2 separate regions of the Mus musculus genome follow, and region 1 is linked to region 2. The links are chromatin loops, found by intact Hi-C in ENCODE. Cell type or tissue: heart. All regions are shown on one strand.

The links. Peaks named below come from ENCODE experiments on the same cell type or tissue, not always from the same donor. Only the 100,000 strongest peaks of a DNase experiment are listed, where the experiment ranks them.
Region 1: it touches region 2 in a loop (8-fold over the local background); 3 of 42 quality-filtered maps call a loop at or near these places.

Annotation. Positions count from the first base shown.
Region 1 is chr11:67,809,572-67,814,571 of GRCm38, forward strand. It overlaps Dhrs7c (dehydrogenase/reductase (SDR family) member 7C), which reads left to right. Exons shown (of 7, transcript NM_001013013.2): 3 at 212-324; 4 at 1,884-2,094; 5 at 3,094-3,186. Among named protein-coding and RNA genes, the nearest start is that of Dhrs7c, 14 kb to the left of the region's middle. In heart, a CTCF peak has its summit at 2,166 (motif pointing left); no DNase peak of the experiment used is centred here; H3K27me3 peaks cover 321 bases.
Region 2 is chr11:67,655,454-67,660,453 of GRCm38, forward strand. Gas7 (growth arrest specific 7) reads left to right here. Exons shown (of 14, transcript NM_001109657.3): 6 at 4,566-4,655. Among named protein-coding and RNA genes, the nearest start is that of Rcvrn, 37 kb to the right of the region's middle. In heart, a CTCF peak has its summit at 2,428 (motif pointing right); no DNase peak of the experiment used is centred here; H3K27ac peaks cover 566 bases.

The DNA.
Region 1 (5,000 bases), 150 kb after region 2:
GCTGGAGCACTCGAGTAACACAAGCAAGGTAGGGGTTCTATCCTCAGCACCCCTAAAACATCTAGCCTGAGGAGGGGATCAAATGAAATGACTCCTCTAGGAGGAGAGGCTCATGGTGATAGATGTGACATCAGGAGTCCCTAAGACAGGAACTCCTTTCTACAGCTCCATTCACAAGGTAAACCCTGCCTCCCTTCTCTCTCCTCCACAGAGTGTGCTCGGGTGTTCCATGCAGGTGGGGCAAGGCTGGTGCTGTGTGGAAAGAACTGGGAGGGACTGGAGAGCCTCTATGCCACCTTGACCAGTGTGGCTGACCCCAGCAAGGTAAGACTCTCTCCAGACAGCCTGAGGAACCTCTGGATACCCTGATCCTCGTCATTGTTAGGGACAGTTACAGGGAAATGTGACAGTGGCTTTGGAGAAATCAGAGGTGACGGTGATGGCACAGACCCTGACAGAGGCCTGTTTGCCCAGCAAAAGGCTTGTTTTGATCACTTGTCAGGGTGAAGCTTGGGCACTGATCCCCCACGTCTGTGTTAGCCAGACTTATAAATAACACAGATAGTGGTGTCCCAGAAGTGGGTTGAGACTACAAGTAGAGGTGACATTAAGACAAACAAACGCCGGGCGTGGTGGCGCATGCCTTTAATCCCAGCGCTCGGGAGGCAGAAGCAGGCGGATTTCTGACTTTGAGGCCAGCCTGGTCTACAAAGTGAGTTCCAGGTCAGCCAGGGCTATGCAGAGAAACCCTGTCTTGGAAAACAAAACAAAACAAAACAAAACAAAACAAAACAAAACAAAACAAAACAAAGATAAAGACAAAGACAAGGAAAAAGACAAACAAACAACACAAGGCATAATTGCAAGGAAGAAGTCAAGGAAGCCCCTCGTAAGCTATCCAGGTTAGAGGAGTTGCCTTCAGCGCTCTTTGGGATTTAAATTGGAAAGAAAAGAAATTCCTTGCTCCTGAGATTGAAGTTGGTGTTTGCAAACAGCTCAAAAGAATTCAGAGTCAACCCTGGCACATGAGGAGACAGATTAACCACAAACACACAGAATACTACATGGAGCCTTTCTTGGGATGTTATTAGGTTTGGGGTAAAAACCAAGTTGTGTGGGAAATGCTGGCTTCCAGTCCAGCTTGTCTCAGTTTCTTTACTGCTGGACTGTTCAGAGCCTTTGATATGCTAGTATGTATTTCCCCCAAAGAACTTAAAAATCGATGACTATTTCCCAAACATATGTGACCCTCAGTGGGAACCTTCTCTTCGAGGGTGTATATCAGAACTAGCATTTGCCACAAGTTGCCTTGACTCCAGGATACTACCAAGCCCTGCCCCCATCCTTACTTCTAAACCAGTAACACCTTGAGGACAGCACGTGTCCAGAGCTGAGTACAGCTCCCAGTACATAATTGATGCTTCAGAAGCGCTCTATGGAATACACGATTTTGATCCAAAACAAAGGATGCCTGCCAACGGCCGTGCTGGATTTTCTTGTTGCCTTATTATAAAACAAATTGGTAAGCAATTTCCAAAAGAAACCAGTAGTACTCAGAGTTATGATGCCAGTACTAGAATCAGTTCGTAGTCTCCAAAGAGTCACCTAGTTGTCAAGAATGGTCTTATCGGCTGAGGAGTCCTGGCTGCAAGTTCAAACAACTGTATATTCACCCTTAATTGCTGGCCTGGTCTCCAAACCAAGATTCTCCAGCCATCTCCTTCAACTCAGAGTTGTTTTACATCTTCCCGGTTGTCTTGGTTTGTTTTTCTACTTATTCGATGACTTTGAATTCTCAGCAGGGTAGCTGTTTGATTGAGGTCCCCCAACATCGCCAAGGATGTAATCCCAAACATGTCTTGACTCTCTCCTTGCTCCAACAGACATTCACCCCCAAGCTGGTCCTCCTGGATCTCTCAGACATTAGCTGTGTTCAAGATGTGGCCAAAGAGGTCCTGGACTGCTACGGCTGTGTGGACATCCTCATCAACAATGCCAGCGTGAAAGTGAAGGGGCCTGCCCACAAGATTTCCCTGGAGCTTGACAAAAAGATCATGGATGCCAACTACTTCGGACCCATCACTTTAACCAAAGGTCCTGTGAGTTTCATTTTTCCTCCGGGTCTGTGAACCACTAGATTCTATGGGAAGACCTGTGGTGCCACCACGTGGCCATCTGGTTCTGGACAGACCCAAGAAAGCTCTTAATTCGAGTACTGAAAGCTTTCAGGTCCCCACTGTAAATGTTGGTCACAAAAGGAAGTGTCTTACTGCTATATTCTCACTTTATTATGAAACTCTGCTCTTCACCCACACTCCACCCAATACTTTTCTCTTTGTACCCAGTCCACAGCTCCCTGGTCAATCTGTCTCTCTGGACCACTGGCTTCAGCTTTTGCCTGTGCTTTACTACATAAGCCTTCGAGCTGTTCTTCTGTAAGCATGATAATCAGCCAAAGGTTCTGTCTTCAGAAATGAAGAAGACGGGGCTGGGAGACAGATAAAGTGCTGGTCCTCTGAAAGCAAGAGGACCAGATTCCCAGCACCACGTAAAAGCTGAGTACGGTGACACATGACTGTAAGCTCAGCTCTAAGGCAGATCAGAGGATCCCAGGAGCTTGTTGGCTAGCCAGTCTAGTGGAAATGGCAAGATTCAGGTTCAATGATGGATCAGACCCTGACTCAAACAATAAAAAGAGTCAATGACACCTGAAGTCAACCTCTGGCCTCCATCGTGAGTGCACAAGTAAACACACACAGGTACACACACACATACACAGAGAGAGAGAGAGAGAGAGAGAGAGAGAGAGAGAGAAAGAGAAAGAGAGAGAGAGAGCTTACCTACTATCAAATTCTGTATCACTTATCAAGTGGCTTATTTTAAACTACCCAGCAATGTGCCAGCCAATTGGTCTCTCTTGGAAACACTGGATCAAATGACTTCCTGGGACCACCTCTGTCTCTGTCCCTTGCAGTCTAATAGGTGATGACGACAAGGTAGCAGAACCATGGGTAACAGTGGGGGTGGGGTGGGGATCTGCCTCTATGGCCTGCCAATCTCAGATTTCTCTCTGGGACTCTTTGTATTTTCCAGTTCTGCTTCCCAACATGATCTCCAGGAGAACAGGCCAGATTGTGTTAGTGAACAACATCCAAGCGAAGTTTGGAATCCCGTTCCGCACAGCTTGTAAGTCGCTAAGACAAAAAAAGAAAAAAAAAGTGTCCTTGCTGTATGTTTTGTGTCAGGCAAGCACTGTTAAGTCTAGACTATGCCAGGGACCACATGAAGTAAATGGTGTCTCATCCAACGAAGAGATGGGTTTGGTGGGGGTTCTTTCATGTCTCAGTTCCCTGGGAGACTTGGAGATATAATAGACAAAATTCTTTTCTCCCAAAGTACACTGCCACAGGTGGAAAGACATGTGTAGCATCAATGTAATATTGTAGGTGACATGATAGTCACACTCTTACATACATGTATAGCCCTAGCTCAAATACTTCTTCTTCTATGAAGTGGTTCCCAAAGATCAGAACTGGGGACAAGAAGGACACACATCACAAAACAGGAGGAAAAGGAACTTTCTCTAAGGAAAAGGGAGAAAAGAAAAGGAGAAGAACCCAGGGGTGGAGCTTTGTGTAATAGCAATGTCATAGCCAAAGAGGTTTATCCAAGACACACTTATCGCCACCAAGAATCCCAGGAATTGGGAAGCCCCAAAAGGGGGATGCGTGTGGAGGACACTGTAAGGGTGTATTCCCAGAATCTGTTGGGTGTCACTGTGGAACCAGTCCCACCTTTTTAATATCCCTTTTGTGTTTATTTTTCCTGGGAGAGATGAACAAATAGCTACTCACTCCGATAAAGAGCCAAGGATAGACACAAGAAATAGTTCTGCCCAAGTCTAGCTTGACGAACCAAAGCGTTTCATTGGCGCTGGAGACAGGAGACAGAGGATGAGCTACCTTATAGGAACATGGATAACTCACAAGTGGTTACAGCACTGCAGACAATGTCTTCGTCAGACAGAGGTGGGCCTTTTGAACACCTCCCCGTTGCAGACCATTACTGGCTCTTGTAGATGTTTGTTATTTGTAGCGCAGTATTGTAGCATACATCCACATTTCTTTCAATTGATGGCAAATTCTGCATCGCTTGAATGTACCACGTTATTTATCTATCCATCTATTGACAGCTATCTAGCGATTCCACTTTGGAATTATGAGTAATGTTTCTATGAACATGCATGAATCCTTTCTGTGAGAACATGGCTTCATTTCTCCCAGGTGCAAACCTAGAAGAGGGATTATATTTTAATGTTTAAGAAACTCCTGGGCTACTTCCAAAACAGACACACCATTTACATTCCCACCAGCATGCCATAAGGGTTCTAATCTCTCCTCTACTCAACAATACTTGTGATGGTCCATCTAGATTTCAGCCCTCTTAGTAGTGTGAAGAAATGCCCTTGCTTTAAACTTCCCTCTGTTCATGAAAGTAGAATTGGGTGTTCCCTGAGCTCTGAGGGTGGTCCTACTATGAGCTCTGAGGGTGGTCCTACTGCAAGCTCTGATGGTGATCCTACTGTGTAAGCTCTAAGAGTGGTCCTACTGTGTGAGCTCTAAGGGTGGTCCTACATGTGTGAGCTCTGAGGGTGATCTTACTATGTGAGCCCTGAGGGTGGTCTGACTGTGTGAGCCCTGAAAGTTGTCCTACTGTGAGATCTGAGGGTGATCCTACTGTGAGCTCTGAGGGTGTTTCTACTGAGGCATAGGAGATGGAAGGCCAGGATCTTACTGAGGCAAAGGAGATAGGAGGCCAAAATCCTACAGAGGCATAGGAGACAGGAGGCCGGGATTCTAGTTGATGCTTTTTCTCCTTTGGCTGTGGAACCTAATGTCATCACATGAACTCTCAGCTTCTCCTTTCCTCTTCATAGAGTGGACACAATGGCTCCTTTGTCTTTTCTCTCAGTATATAATGGTCTCTCAGCATGCAAGCAC
Region 2 (5,000 bases):
GTCTGATTGAGAGTGACAGACACTAATGGCTGCTCACTGCCCTCGGCACAAACTTGACACATCAGGTTGTAGGGGATTCGAGCAACAGTGACAGGGAGAGCACCAGGCACAGGACAGAGGAATTAGAGGACCTTGTGGCCCTTCATTTGGATGCGCAGTGTAACCGGTCTGGAGGCATGGCATCCTGGGAGGGAGCAAGTGGCTGGAGGAGAGCCATGTGGGGGCCTCTCCTATCTTCTCACTTACCAAGCCAGAGAAAGGCACACGGAGTACTTAGCTGCAGCCGGAGTTCCCAAACCATGTAACTCTGCAGGCTGTAAAGACACTGACTAAAGCCCTCCCCTGGGACACAGGCATCGCTGCCCCAGCTTCCCACGTCGGGCCCTGTGGGTGGGTCACACGTGGGTGGCCTAGCTAGGTGCCTCATCAGCTGCCGTTGCTCCCTTTGTGCCTCGAAGAGTGTCTGGGAGCAGTCCTCATGATCCTGCAGAATGTCTCAACTGAGCATCCACTGCAGAGGAAGCATCCCAGCTATAGGGGTAAGGTGTTTTCCCACATGTCTGTGGGTGAGGCAAAGGATCCCCAGAGGAGTTGGTGGGAGGGGCCATACCACCCACCTACACACACACACATGCACACACACACATACACACACACATATACACACATACACAGACACACACACACATATATACACACACACATATACATACACAGACACATACACACACATACACAGAGAGACAGGCACCCCCCCCCCCCCCGTTCTGCTTCCTGCTTAGCCCTGCCTTGGCCATGAGTAGGGCCTACCTACACTTTGCCCCAGGGTATAGGACAAGTCATGTGGGACAGGGTTTAGGATCCTAGTCTAGACCCAGAGTCCTAGTCTAGATTCAAGCCATAGCTCCACTATTACATACGAGCTGAGCATTCTGTGTTAGGTCACTTAACCTCTCTGTGCTCAGTGCCTTCCATGGCTGTTATGAGGAGTCCGTGAGTTCACCCATGGTAAGCACCTGGGGCATGATTAGCTCATGCTGAGCATAAAACAGATCCCTGGGCTGTCTACTGTGTACGGCCAGGAGGGTCGGAGGCCCTCATTGTTCCCAAGGCTTTCAGAGAAGACACACCTTTCCCCAGGGGTGCAGCTGTGCATTCCTATAAGTTGCCTGGAAATCACCAGGAGAGGGAAGGAATCTACCCATGGAAGTATCGGGGAAGGACATGTCCCACTTCCTCTTCCTGCCTGAGCACCGCAGTCCTGCTAATGGAGCCTTGTGGTTTGGCGACACAGGAGCCTGGCTATGAGGCCTGAAGGTCAGAGGGGCAGAGTCAGCATGAGGACTTGGACCACTTGTGACTGGCCTGTCAGCCTCTGTGCCTCAGTTCCCTGCCCTGTGCAGGTCTGCGCCATTTTCGCAGATGGACATTTCTGCCCTGATTGCTTCCTGGGGGTGACTTCATTTCACTGCCCTCAAGGTTCCCTCCACTGCTGTGGACTCTCCCTCCCTCCAGATGCATTCATCTCCCCTCCCCCATTCCCCAGTGTGGGGACACACCTATAGTCAGGCTTGGCTTCTCATGCTCTCAGACTTGCCACTGTTGACTTGTGGGGTCGAGGGCAGTCCTGAGGCGTTCCCTCCTGGGGCCACCGTCGTGGTCTGCCATCCTGTGCAGTCTCCACCACTTGGGGCTGGGCACTCACGCAGAGGGCACGTTGTACTTAACTGCTTCCGCAAGGCCCCTCTTGCTTCTGAGCCAAACTCAGCATGCATATGTGTGAATACACATGCACTCACACAGACACACACACACACACAGAAGTACTCGCATTTGCACACACACAAACACACACATGTGCCCATAAACATGCACATGCACACACACGCAGGCCCCTTTCCTTTCTGGAACATTCTTACCTCTGCCTAGCTTGCCTGCCTCCTCAAGCACTATTTCATCTAAGAGTGGTCTCAGCATCCCCAGCCCTTCCTGTGGCCTCAGCATCCCGTGCCTACCCTAATGAGAATTGTATCCCAAGAACCATCATCCCTTAATTATCAGGCTCTTGAGAGCAGATGCTGCACTGCAGACCTAGTACCCAGTCATTGCTAGAATGACGATTTGTTGGGTCTCCACTGTTTGCCTGCTGTGGCAGAAGCTAGGAAAACCCTGGGGAAGGATGCTCTCTGCCTCTCCACCTGCCCTCATAGACGGGCTGTCAGGAAGGAAGGGAGTGTGAAAACGCCATCAGAAGTAGCAACACCGACATATGTGTGCAGGGTGCTTGGGAGACACGGCATAGTAGGGAATCCCAGGGTAGCACATACCATGGAGGGGCTATCTGGCAAACATTTAGCTCTGCTGCCAGCCTGACCTGAATTTAAACACTCTGTGATCTGACTTCCTCAGTGTTATGCACTTCTCTACATGACCACCAGGGGGAGAAGGGCTCTGACGTCTCTGGGAAGCCCCTTTGAACTAACACAAACCAGAAGTGACAGAGACAGTAACCCCGTACCCCAGAGCTCCTCACCAGGGCATCCTGAGAGTTACAGGGGCATCAAGAGTTGGCAGCTTCTCCCACTTCCCACCCTCACTCCTGCCCTGTGGCCATCTTCCCGTGGCTCTTCCAGGGCCATACAAGGGGCCTTCACCTTCTAGACCCCCAAACCTTCTCGTCCCTGCTGTAGGCATCTGTTGAGAAGGCTCTGAGACCCTGGGGCTTGCTCATTATTCTGTCTTCCACGGGTGGGTGCAGACCTTCCTTGGGTATCACTCCTCCCCTGCAGCCTGGCTTGGGAGCGCTGCTTCTCACCAGTAGTCACCCAGGCCTCACCCAGAGCCTCTGACCACACACTCGGGCTAGGACCCACCCATCTGTCCTAACAACCCCTCCCAGGCGATGAGGTGCCTTAGAAATCAGTCATGCCCGCCTTTGAGTACTGTGGCCACTACATACCAGGTCCAGGCCTGTGAATTCACCTAGCTGGGGACCCCACCAACTACACACTGAAAATTGTGTCTGTACCCAAATTAAGTATTATAAATCTAGAGCTGGTCAGAGGGTGACTATTTGTAATATGCAAATACTGTACCCTTTTACATAAGGAAGCCTTGGCATCTATAAACTCTGCCATCCACGTGGGGCTTGAAACCATTGCCTACCCCTCTAACCCCCAGATACTGAAGGGCAATAGCGTCTTAAGTCTATGGCTTCCATTAGTTAGTTATTAATTTACATGTGGTTGTGCGTGCACAGTTGTATGTACATACCTGAATGCATGTGGAGACCAGAGGAAGACACATCTTTCTCTATCACTCTCTGCCTGATTCCCTTGAGCTACTATCTCACTAACCAGTTCGATGCCAGATGTTCTCCTGCCCTTAAGTCAGAGACCCCAAGTGCGATTCAGCTGACATAGGAGTCTGCTGGTTGCACATAGTGTTTTGACTTTGCTTGGTTGTTGTTGGTGGGTTGGGGGGGGGGTGTCTGTCTCCTTTGGTTTTTAACCCTGAATTAATTGCTGTCACTCAGAACTCAAGATGGTTGACACACAAACCCTGAGCTCAGAGTCTGGTGACACAGGACAGGGATCTTAATCCGCCCATGAGATATATGTCCACAGCCCATAGACCCTGCTCATGGCACAGGCTGTTTCCCTCCCACCCTAGTTGTAGATTCTGTGTTCCAGGGGTACTGGCTGTTTGCATGCCCCTCCTAGGTGAGAGCTTGAGAACAATCCCCCAACCCCTGGGGGTTCCTCCTTGGCTCTTCCTTTCAGCACATTGGCAGATGCCTGGTCCGTGAGGAGAGGTTGAAGGGAGATGCCTTGGGGTAGGGGGTGGGGAGTTGAAGCCACAGCAGTAAGAGCAGCAGTAAAGCCACGCCCACAAGGTGTGGACAGCTTGGAAGTAACACAAACTTGGCTGGATGGAACAATACTTCTTCCCGTGCTTTCTGATCCTCTTTCCCCTCCCTCCACCTCCCAATAGGTGCTGTTTCCCTAAACAGTCTGATGTCTGCCTCCACTCATATATACATACATGTATCTTCCATGCAGCCTCTACAGGTGTCTTTTGTGTATCATGCAGGGTCTCTTTGTCTAGCCCAGGATGGCCTTGAATTCCTCAGCCTCCCAGGTGCTGGGAACCACCACCTGTCTCATCTCATTCTTAGTTACAAACTTCTCTCTGTTGGAAAGTGCCAGTCTTCTGGACGAGCCTTTTACTGCCATAGATAGTGTGTGGTGGAAATCAGGCACCCATGTCCCTGCACACATGGGCAGATAGATCTGCAACCTAGTCTCTCAGTCAAAGGATCTAGGCGTTCACAACTGCGATAGATCCTACTAAACTCACACAAGAGAGGTTCCCCTCTTTGTAGCCCCTAGAATGGGTGGGAAGGAGGGCCTGTTGCCACTTACTTGAAGTAGTCACTGGCTGCTGGATCATGGGAAGATTGCTGCGTACATCCCACCAGAATGTCTGTGGGGAGGCCTCCTCTGTGCTCTGTGCAAGTTGACCCTGCACTGACAGCGTTCTTTTCCCAATTCTGTACCCTGCAGATCAACTGTGTGACATTCCCTCACCCGGACACGATGCCTGAGCAACAGCTGCTCAAGCCCACCGAGTGGAGCTACTGTGACTACTTTTGGGTAGGTACCGCCTCGGGTGCCCTTCACTGCGACCCCAACAGGAACATGCGCCCAGAAGGGTGGCAAGGGCCTTTCTCGGTGAAGCCTCGAGGTATGGTGTTGAGTGTGGCATCTCAGACAGGACTTTCCTTTTCTAGATCATTCCAGCAGTCCCAGGGAATCTGTGTGGTTTCTATTCACATTGACGTGGAATGCAAAGAAAATGGACAGTCATCCCCTTCAGTGCTGGGACGGAGGCAGGAGACTAGAATTGCTTTTAGTAAAGAAGTCTGAGCTCTAAGCCTTCTCGGCATTGCTACGAGTGGCCTTGAACTCGTGTTCTGGAAGTTGAGTGCAGACAGGGTT